Regions from separate parts of the Mus musculus genome. Here region 2 is linked to region 1. The links are chromatin loops, found by intact Hi-C in ENCODE. Cell type or tissue: heart. All regions are shown on one strand. Region 1 holds the start of Fastk (Fas-activated serine/threonine kinase). Region 2 overlaps Rheb (Ras homolog enriched in brain).

What was found. Peaks named below come from ENCODE experiments on the same cell type or tissue, not always from the same donor. Only the 100,000 strongest peaks of a DNase experiment are listed, where the experiment ranks them.
Region 2: a loop joins it to region 1, with 2.6 times the contacts of the local background. A loop is called at or near these places in 1 of 42 quality-filtered maps.

What each region holds. Positions count from the first base shown.
Region 1 is chr5:24,443,251-24,448,250 of GRCm38, forward strand. It overlaps Fastk (Fas-activated serine/threonine kinase), which reads right to left and starts at 1,985. Exons shown (of 10, transcript NM_023229.2): 1 at 1,816-1,985; 2 at 645-1,055; 3 at 27-206. The coding sequence starts at 1,897. Tmub1 (transmembrane and ubiquitin-like domain containing 1) reads right to left here and starts at 4,596. Exons shown (of 3, transcript NM_022418.3): 1 at 4,507-4,596; 2 at 3,284-3,702; 3 at 2,213-3,023. The coding sequence starts at 3,669. The coding sequence ends at 2,672. In heart, a CTCF peak has its summit at 2,399; DNase peaks (open chromatin) are centred at 1,951, 2,731, 3,611, 4,541 and 2 weaker places; H3K4me3 peaks cover 3,625 bases; H3K27ac peaks cover 3,267 bases.
Region 2 is chr5:24,832,716-24,837,715 of GRCm38, forward strand. The region is part of intron 1 of Rheb (Ras homolog enriched in brain); the gene reads right to left. Among named protein-coding and RNA genes, the nearest start is that of Rheb, 7.1 kb to the right of the region's middle. In heart, no CTCF peak of the experiment used is centred here; no DNase peak of the experiment used is centred here.

The DNA.
Region 1 (5,000 bases):
TCCCTTCTGCCTTTAACCCTTGGCACCTGCCAGGCTTCTGATCAGATGCTGACGAGGGTACTGCAGGAAACGGGGGCAGCTCAGGGCCACTTCCAACCTTTGACCACCATAGATGGCAGGCCGATGTGGGGAGGGTGGCTTTGGAGGGAGACGGGACCTGCGCTCCTGCTCGAGGGCACACAGGAGTGGTCCATCTGATGGAAAGCCTGAGAGAGGGATGAAGACCATCCTGGTAAGAGAGCTGGGGTGTGCCATCTTGCCAAGTGGAGTGAATGAGTCCCCAAATTCCTTGTCATCGTTTCTTGAATGGGAAAATACTTGTTTCAGTGGAGTGATTTGGTATCATGTGAGCATGATGTATCAACAGTGTGTGGGGAAAGCCTTATACAAAAGTCACCTTGTGCCGAGTATAACAGACTATACGTCTGTGGCTCCCTAGAGCACTGTATTAGGAAGAACCTAGTACCCGGCAGTTAGAAAGATGCTGCTTGACTTGGACATCCACCATGGATACAGAGAGCAATCAGCAAATGTGCTTGGGGAGGTGAATGGGAACATGAGTTTTATCAATGGCTTGGGTCCTCTACTGCTCTCTCTTCCTCTATTCTTCCCGAAACACCCACACCTTCCAATACCCTCCTCACCAAGTAACACTGCAAGGTGGAGACACACATGGATGGTGTGAACGTCAAAGGAGGGGCAGTTTCGGATGATGAGCTGACTCAAGTCCTGCAGTGTGGCCTGCTCCACAGGAGAGGGCCTAGGCTGAGACACCAAGAGCTGGCCCAGACGCCGGAGTGCCACAGGGTAGTGATGAGCTCGCACCTTGGTGGGGTTCTGGCTCAGCCATCGCAGTAGCTCCCCAGGGCTCCGTGCCTGTTCCAGAAGCCGTTGAAGGCCTTGCACAGGGCCTCCTCCAAAAGGCCGGTCCCCGGACTTGCTGGGTCCCAAACAACAGGGCTGTACTGGTGGGATGAGCAGCAAACCAGACAGCCGAGCAGGGGAAGTCTGGGCAGAGAGCAGGATTCGAAGCATGGAGCTGGGTGGTGGAGACCCTGAGGGGGTGGCCCAGAAAACCAGGTGAGGTTTCCTCCAAGGGGAAAAATATGCTATCTAGTCCTTACCTGACTCCCCATCCAAAGGGCCTGAAGTTTAAAAAAAAAAAAAATCCCGTGTGATTGCCCTGGTATTCTTACCCAGTCTGCCCCTCTTCTCCCATTCCTTGACACAGAAACCCTAATTCTTTAAGTGTGCTCAGTGCAATTCTATTCACATTTCACATGCATATCGCCTTCGATGCTCCGTGCAAGCTGATGAGGAGTCTCAGGGCTGTTACCTCATTTCTCAGGCGGAGAAACAGGCCCAGAGCGGCGGAGAGGTTAAGCCTGAGGTCATTCACAGGGCTAGTGGTCGCACCCAGCCTGGGAGCCCCGGTGGTCCGGGCGATGAGCCCTGAAGACCACCTCCCCGTCCCGCAGGAGGCGGCGGCGGCGGGGTGGGTGGAACGCAGGCTCAGTAGCGGGCCGGTGCTGGGTCCCATGCTGGGCGCTCCCACTTACCAGCTGCGTGACCTTGAACTAATGTCTTCGCCTCTCTGCCTAAGCCTCCTCACTAGTGAAATGAGAACACAGCGCAAGCTCGCGGGGCGCGCGCCGAGCCCGAGTGAGCTATCTGCCAAGGCGCGGAGCTGATGCTGTCCGCGGGAGGGGCCCCCACACCCTGTCCCGGCCCCAAGAGGCGAGCAGCCCGTGGTCACCACCACTAACACCAGCTCCCGCCGCCCTCCCGAGGTCCGCCCCTCAGGCGCCACCCTACATGACTCCCCGGGCCCCGCGTAGGTCACTCTCTCAGCTGGTCTTGGGGCCCGGGAGCCGGGCTCCCCCCGCGGCCTCCTCATCAGCGGGCCACCGAGTCCGCCATCTTCCCAGCAGCCCCCGGATCGCCCCCAGACGCCAATCGCAGTCCAGCGCCAGGGCGGCGGAGACGTGGCTCCCAGCAGGCGCTGCGAGCAGAGGAGCCGCGAGCCCCGCCCTCCGCTTCCGGGAAATGCGCACGTCGCGGGGGCGGGGCCACAGAGCTTGCGCTGAAAGGTGCCGGGAGTGGCGGTCCTCTGTCCAGCCCTGGGGTAGCTTGAGCACTCAGGACCTAGGGCAGGTTCCATTCTCGTAGAACAAGGGCTCCCCACCCTCAAGCAACACACAGACACACTGGGTAGGAAAACGTCACAGTTTCTTTAATCTGCACAAATTCCAGAAAACAACTCTGCCCCTCTCGATTCCCCTTCACCAGTCTCCCAGTCCACCAGTTTCCAATTCAGCCTAGGCAGCTCTTTGAAACTAGAAGTATCTAGATCCTCTGTCAGCACACTAAGATGGGCCCATTGGGGTGCCCTGGCGGCCAAGGCAGCGACAGCAAGTGCCTGATCCAGAAGAGCCCACTGCCAGCGAAGGCTGAGGTCCAGCAGCCCCAGGAGATGGCCTAGAGCTATGAAGATCACACGGAGCGGCCTCCGCTAACACCCGAAGTCCTCTGCGGCGCAAAGCTGGGCTCCAGGGTAGTGGGAAAAGACAGGCAGCGGGTGAAGTGGGCCTGGGCAGACAGCAGCTCCCTTTGCGCCTTGGGGAATGAGGTCCAGAGGGGCTGGCTACACTGCCAAAAGCCCGTGGAGGCACTACGGCCGATACATGGCAAAGGCCAGGAGACTGAGGAGCAGGGTGAAGCCGGCCAGACCCAGGGTAGCGGTCAGGGGAAAGAAGGGCCGGTACTGGATCTGGCAGTACCAGAGCAGGAGCAGCAGCAGAAGCAGCAGGGGCAACAGAAGGCTGCCGATTTCCAGCCCGGAGGGGCCGGGCTCTGACCCCGGTGGGCAGGGAGGATGTGGGGGACCGACTCTCGTGGACACGTGGCAGTGGAGAACGCAGTTGGGGGGCAGGTGGAGACTGCCTAGTGTCTGAGTGTCGTCTCCTAGCAGTTGACCTTGGTAGATGAGCCGAACCTGCTGTTCCTGGCCTGGAAACTGGGTCCTGAGGAGAGAGGGACCTGGGTAAGAGAGCAGGCCTCAGGCAGTCCTGGCCCATTGTTCAGAGGACCAATCCCAATTTTCACCACCCCTACACCTGACCACCCAGATCCTGGCCTCTGGGGGACAGATTAACAGGAATGGTGTATAATGTGAGGAGACAGATTTTTCAAACAGAAAATAAGGGAGAGCTTCATAGGGTGACCCTTCTATAGACACCCACCCCATTTTTAGCATTTTGTTCTTACCCTCTTCCCAGCTTACCTTTTTAAGGAGCCAATGGTGTCCTGAGGCCAGGCCCTGGCTACCTGCTCAGAGTCATTGAGAAATTTCAACCGTAGAAGTAGGGGTTCCTGCGGAGAGTCTGGAGGTGTTGATGCTGTGACCCCTGTGTCAGGCTCTGGCTGTGCAGATGGACCTCTGTGTCTCAGGCTGGGACTCTCAGCCCCTGGGGCCTCCTCTCTGATGCTGTCAGAGGCTGACATGGCTTCACTGGGCTGTGCTGGTGTTGTGGTCCCCGGCGGCTGTGGTTGGGGGTCTGTACTCTCAGTGGTATGTGTTGAGACCCAGGCGAGGGCCAGCACCAGAAGGCAAGCAAGCACCGCAAAAAGGACAGTCACCTCATCGCCTACGCCTTCAATCAAGGCCATGGCACCCGTGCTGCTGCCAGAGGTGCTAAGGAGCTAGAGAGGTGCAAAGAACTGGTGAGGGGCTACTTCCTGGTCAGAAGTCATTCCAACTTCAACTGTCCTAGTTATTGTGTGTGCTTGCGCACCCAGGATGCAGCATCCTGTAGTCCCAAACTTGGCTTTTGGGTAACGTCCCTTCCCATCACCAGATTCCAAGTGCTAGCTTTGCTATCTGAGTTCTAGATCTTCATTCAGCACCCGATTCACCGAAACCTTACGTTCAAGAAAGGGCCTTGCTTTTCTAAGCAACCCTCTCCTTAAATGTAACCTTCATCAAACTTTACCCAGAAGCTTACCTATTCTTTGGTTCACTTCATCCCAAAGTTCACTCCTTCACCTATTTATAGCAAAGCTCATCTGATGCCCTGTCGCTTAAGTTTCTCTGATAAAAGTGTCTCTCTAGCCCCCTGCCCTCCCCCTTACCATTTACCCAAACCCCACCCACAACAAAGACCACTTCCCAAAGCTTCCTAGACAACCCCAAATGTCAAACTCCACCCTTGGCCAATCTGGAGTCTTGGGAGTTGTCTACTCAGCTCGGCACCTTCTCGGGTCCACCCAAAGCCCACCCCGCAGCAGTCTCCCAGCGCCTCCTGGGCTCCAAACCCAGAGGTCTCCAGACCCTTGATCCCTCGGGGAGAACCTAGACCTAGCCCTCCCCACGACTACTCCATCACTCCTCCCATCTGCCCGCCCCCCAGAGCTACTGGAGGGCACCAGCTATCTCGGGGCGGGGCAAGCAGGTCCCAGCTGTGGCCTGGGGCGACCCGGTGGGCGCGGCCACGCACAGCGACTCACCGCCCAGCTCCACCAGCTCCATCTCGGCTCCTCGGGCACTTCCGGGCCGAAGGCACCGAGGTCGCAGACACCTGAGGTCCCTCTCCTTCCCTGCTGCCGCGGCCCGGGAGCATTGTGGGGATTGTAGTTCGCCCTGTTTAGTTCCCGCCCTCCTCCCTGTGAACCCACGTGCCGGGCTGGACCAGATGTTGCCGGTACCCTTGGATCGTCGATGGGCCCACGGGAAGGACCCTGGGGTTTCTGCTTGTCCACAGAGATTTGGTCAGCAGCAAGAAACTCTATCTCCGCTGCCAGCTGCTGGAGCATCTGTCACTCCTGACACCAACGTCATCCTGCAGCATGTCAGAGCACCCGCGTTGGTGATGCAGTGATGAAGGCTCTGGGAAGCGCAGGTGGCCACTACCCAGCCAAGCCTGTGTCATTGTGGACGCCAAAAAGCAGCTTGGTTTTCTAAATTGACTCTGTTGCTGAGAAGGTGTAGGTTGTCTGCCCCA
Region 2 (5,000 bases), 390 kb after region 1:
AGGGAAGGGGGATGTTTCTGACAGGCTTGGAAGTCATTCTATAGACCAGGCTGGCCTCCAACTCACAAGGTTCATCTGCCTCTTGTCTCCAGAGTGCAGGATTCAAGGAGTGCACCATCATGCCTACACTGTATATTTTAATTCAGTCACTTATAAAAACTGTAGCCAAACAGAGAAACCATAGTTTAATATATTTACAGTAGGTTTCACATGTGACTTAGATTTTAAAACCAGCCAAATAGGGGATAGCAAGACAGGGCTTGGCAGATAAGAGTGCCTGCGCCAACCCAGTTTACCCAAGTTCCACCACTGGAACCCACATGATGGAAGGAAAAGAAACCTGATTACCTTAGGTTGTCCTCTGACAACATCCTATGGTGACTGCAGGTACATATATGTACATGTGTACACACACACTCACACACACACACTTATAAAAATCCTGCTAAAGTATCAGCTGAGCACATTTATTTAGACATACTTAGAAAAGTTAATGGTAAAAGCTGGCATTTTCATATTGCTTACAAATGATGTCGTTAATATTTAACTTTGAAAGAAAAACCAAATTTAACAAAACTGTTTTTAAAAAATGTATGTTTTAAAAATCCATCACAAGTCTTTCTGCAAACAAGCACAAAGAGAAATGGTAAGTTGGACTCATTACAGGGTGATATTACAGTTAAGAAACAAAGCCATCAGGAACCTTGGAGTTGATTTCATCAAGAGCCCATCATTCTTCTCTAACTATCCACAGGAAAATACAAAGACTAGAAGCTTCCTGATCTGAACTAATATCAATTTAGATTAAAATTCCCAGCCGGGTAGGGTGGCACACACCTTTGATCCCAGCGCTCAGAAGGCAAAGGTAGGCAGATCTCTGTCAGCTGGAAGACAGACTGGTCTATGTAGTGAGTTCCAGGACAACCATGGTTATATTAAAAAAAAAAGAAAGCCCCCATACTCTATAGGGAACTTCAGAAGCCCGAGAAAATTTAGCAATTATGAAATGTAATAACGATATTCAAAGCTCTTTGCATTTTGCGCTATCAATGAAGCAATTCATATTACATAAAAATACTAAGCAGTTTGCTTCAATAAGTTTAAGAATCCTGAGAGCAGTTTATCAAGTATTAAGAGTTAATGTGGCAGGGCTGGAGAGATGGCTCAACGGTTAAGAGCACTGACTGCTCTTCCAGAGGTCCTGAGTTCAAATCCCAGCAACCACATGGTGGCTCACAACCATCCGTAACAAGATCTGGCACCCTCTTCTGGAGTGTCTGAAGACAGCTACAGTGTACTTACATATAATAAATAAATAAATCTTAAAAAAAAAAAGTTAATGTGGCTGGGCAGTGGTGGCGCACGCCTTTAATCCCAGCACTCGGGAGGCAGAGGCAGGTGGATTTCTGAGTTCGAGGCCAGCCTGGTCTACAGAGTGAGTTCCAGGACAGCCAGGGCTACACAGAGAAACCCTGTTTCATTCACACTGCTTCCCACCCTCACAACGATGACCAAATTCATTTTCCATTTAGTGAACTAGGTAACAGTCCACTTATGGACAGTACTAGATGTTATTAACAGCTCATTATTTCAATTAAGAAAAACACTGCACAATAATGCCGTCGAATGTTACAACAGGTAGAGGCAGCTGGTTCTCATTTTGTGATCCAGCTGCTATTTTAATATAATTAATTCCCCCAGCTTTCAGTGATGCTGGTATTTATATACACCACGTTTCAGTACACTGTTAGCCTGCTACCGCCGGCAATTTTATTGAATCTCTGGAAACCTCAGCATTATCAAGTACAAAGACAACATATCCAGCAAGCATCAGCGAGGCCGCAGGAGCTGCACAGAGTTTCTTTTGCAACTCACTGCTTCCTACACAGCATGAACGACTTTCCAAAGTTCCTTTGAGGCCCTGCAGCTTGTACCCGCCTTCCCAACTTCATTTCTTACTCTCACCTCATTATGCTTTACCACCCCCAGTTTCCTTTCATTCTCAATCATGCCAAGATCTTTCTTGCCTCACTAAACCCTCCTTGCCTCTTAGAACACTAGGGAATCTCGCCTAGGGCAGGTCTTACACATATCCTTGCTAAATGTACCTACAATGCACCCACTTTTGATTCAACTTTATACAACAGTGAGTAGCAAGATCTTTGGCTGGTCTTTGGACTTCTGGACCTTCTCAGGATGCATAAGAAGGAAACAACACCAAGACAGCCACTGCATTATGCTTACATTGTACAAAAGACGTAAATGCAATGTTAATGCCTGTGTGGGCATCCCTCAGCAAGAAGCAAGACAGCGGGCACAAACCAAGCAGTGAATCATTGTATTCTATCACCACACTCTCAGAGGGAAAAGCCACGTTCAACAGCCTTAAGAACACAGTAAGAGTGATTACGTTTACTGGGTCTTGACCCTTGCACATCTTTTAGTATTCTCCAAGGGGACCAACAAGGCGGCTCAACAGCTAAAGGTGCTTGCTGAGCAAGTCTGGAAAAAGTTGAAAGAAATAAGAGATTCCTAAAAGTTGTTCATTGACCCTGACATAGGCACCATGGCAGGAGTGCCACCACACACAGTAAACAAACCAAAACAAACTGGGGGGAAAAAGAAAAACAAGAAACCATTTTGCATGATGCGATGGGATGTCAGAATAAGCACTGCTGTACACACAGAAATATGGCTGTCTCCAAGACAAGCACAGAGTAACTGAGACCTCTGCACCAGCCACTTCATCACAGCTTTTATGTAGAAGACAGACAATCATTAGTTTAAAGCTGACTTTTTTAAAAAGACATTAAAGAAATAGATCTCATCTGGGCACAACCTTGTTCATGTAATTTCAACATTTGGAGGCAGAGGCAGGGAAGTTTACTGAAAGTTTTAGGCTAGCCTGAGCTAAGACCCTATTTCCCTTACTGTTCTCCCACCCTCTTGAGTGGACAAAGGAGGTCACCAGTCAGGTAAAAACCCGTAGTACAAGGTCAAAACTACATCTATCAAGGAAGCCCCTCCCATCCCCCTCTAGTGCTACTGGGAATTAAAACAGGGCCTAGAACTTGTGAGGCAGATGTAATACCAATAAGCTATGTTGCTGGCCTCTGTTTTTATTCTGGAGTTACTGGGGCCAGCCTTGAACTTGTGATCTTCCTCCCTTAGACTCACAAGTAGTTAGGATTGTGGGCCTGCATGTCAGACCCAGCCTGGAAAAGTGTTAACAAGTTAACAAGTTTAAGTTTTAGATTAAAAGTGTTTTTAATGTATATGAGTGTTTTGCCTGCATGAATTTTTGTGTATTATAGGTGTGTACTAAGAGGGCATTAAACTCCCTTGGAACTGGAGTTACAGCCTGTCGTGAGCTTGCATGTAGATGCTCGGACCCAAGGCCAAGGTCAGTGATCTTAAGCACTGAGCCATCTTTCTAACCCCCGGAAAAGGTTTTGTTTCTTTGTTTTTTGTTTTTTTTTTGTTTTTGTTCTTCGACACAGGGTTTCTCTGTGTAGCCCTGGCTGTCCTGGAACTCACTTTGTAGAGCAGACTGGCCTCGAACTCAGAAATCCACCTGCCTCTGCCTCCCGAGTGCGGGATCAAAGGTGTGTGCCACCACGCCTGGCTTCCCAGAAAAGCTTTTAAAAACATATCAATACCTAAGATTTTTCTGAGGTTGGTGATGGCATTGGTAAATCTAATCTTTTTTCTTTTCTGAGATAGGTTTCTCTGTGTAACAGCCCTGGTTGTGAGTTCTGCCTGCCTCTGCCTCCTGAGAGCTTTGATTAAAGGCTCGTACTACCACACCCAGCAGCAAATGAAATTTTAAGGTATCTGCATATTAAATATACCAACATATGGATGATCTGTGTAACAGGGGACCAATGATCTAAGTTCCACAGGACAGAATCAGTCAGGTATAGAGCTATTCAGAGTATAAAGCAGAACAATGGGGTTGAATTCAAAGGGAACAGATAACAAGACTGCAAAATGCACACAAGAGAACCAACTTCCAGAAGCTGTCCTCTAACCCACATATATATACCTGCTTGTTTCAAATAAATTACTAATAAAAGATACAGGTGATTGCTACTTAGAGAGGTTCAGTGCACACCAAAAATACGCCACCACCTAAAAAAAAAGCTATTAAAAATTCACCTGTTTTCAGCTAGGTTGTGATGGTACGCATCTTTAATCCCAACACTTAGGTGGATCTCTGCCAGAGCTACAAAGACAAATCCTGTCTTGAAAAACCATAAACAAACCGACACCCACCCCCAATCACCCATTTTGAACTTTTTTTTTTTGCCTCATACTGGAATGAAATTAGGAACAGATGAAAATTCATTGCTTTAAAAAAATTAATTATTAAAAGATTCTTTCCTGGGGGAGGGGCTAAAGAAATGGCTCAGTGGTTGAGAACATTTGCTGCTCTTGCAGAGGACCCAGGTTCATTTCCAAGCACTCACACAGTAGTTCTTAATCACCTGTAACTACATACACTTCTAGAGGAATGGCCTCTTTTTGTCTTAAAGACTTGAATGTACACATGCAAAACACTCATACACAAAGTAAACCAATCTAAATAATAAAGATTCTTTCAGATCTGAAAAGCATACTATCAAAATCTAGGTTGCTTAAGGGCAGAAACCGGCAAATTAGTCCTACATACAAGGGACTAAAAATAGGCACATTAATCTTGAAAAAAACAAAAAACAAAACAAAAAACAAAAAACAAAAAACCAACCCAAAACCCTAAAGTTAGAAGACTCCTATGTCCCTACTGATGACACCACAGTGATGTCAGAGGGACTGTGGACTGGTGTGAAGACAAAAAGATCAGTAAAGATCAGTGGAGGGGAAATCTATGCACATCTCATTTTGCTCTAAGGAATTCAATGAGGAAAGTTTTCTAACAGGCTGAGACAAGCTGTACCCTTCTCTGACAACACACATACCGACCTCAAGCAAGTCATAAACCTAAGAGGAGGAGCTGAATA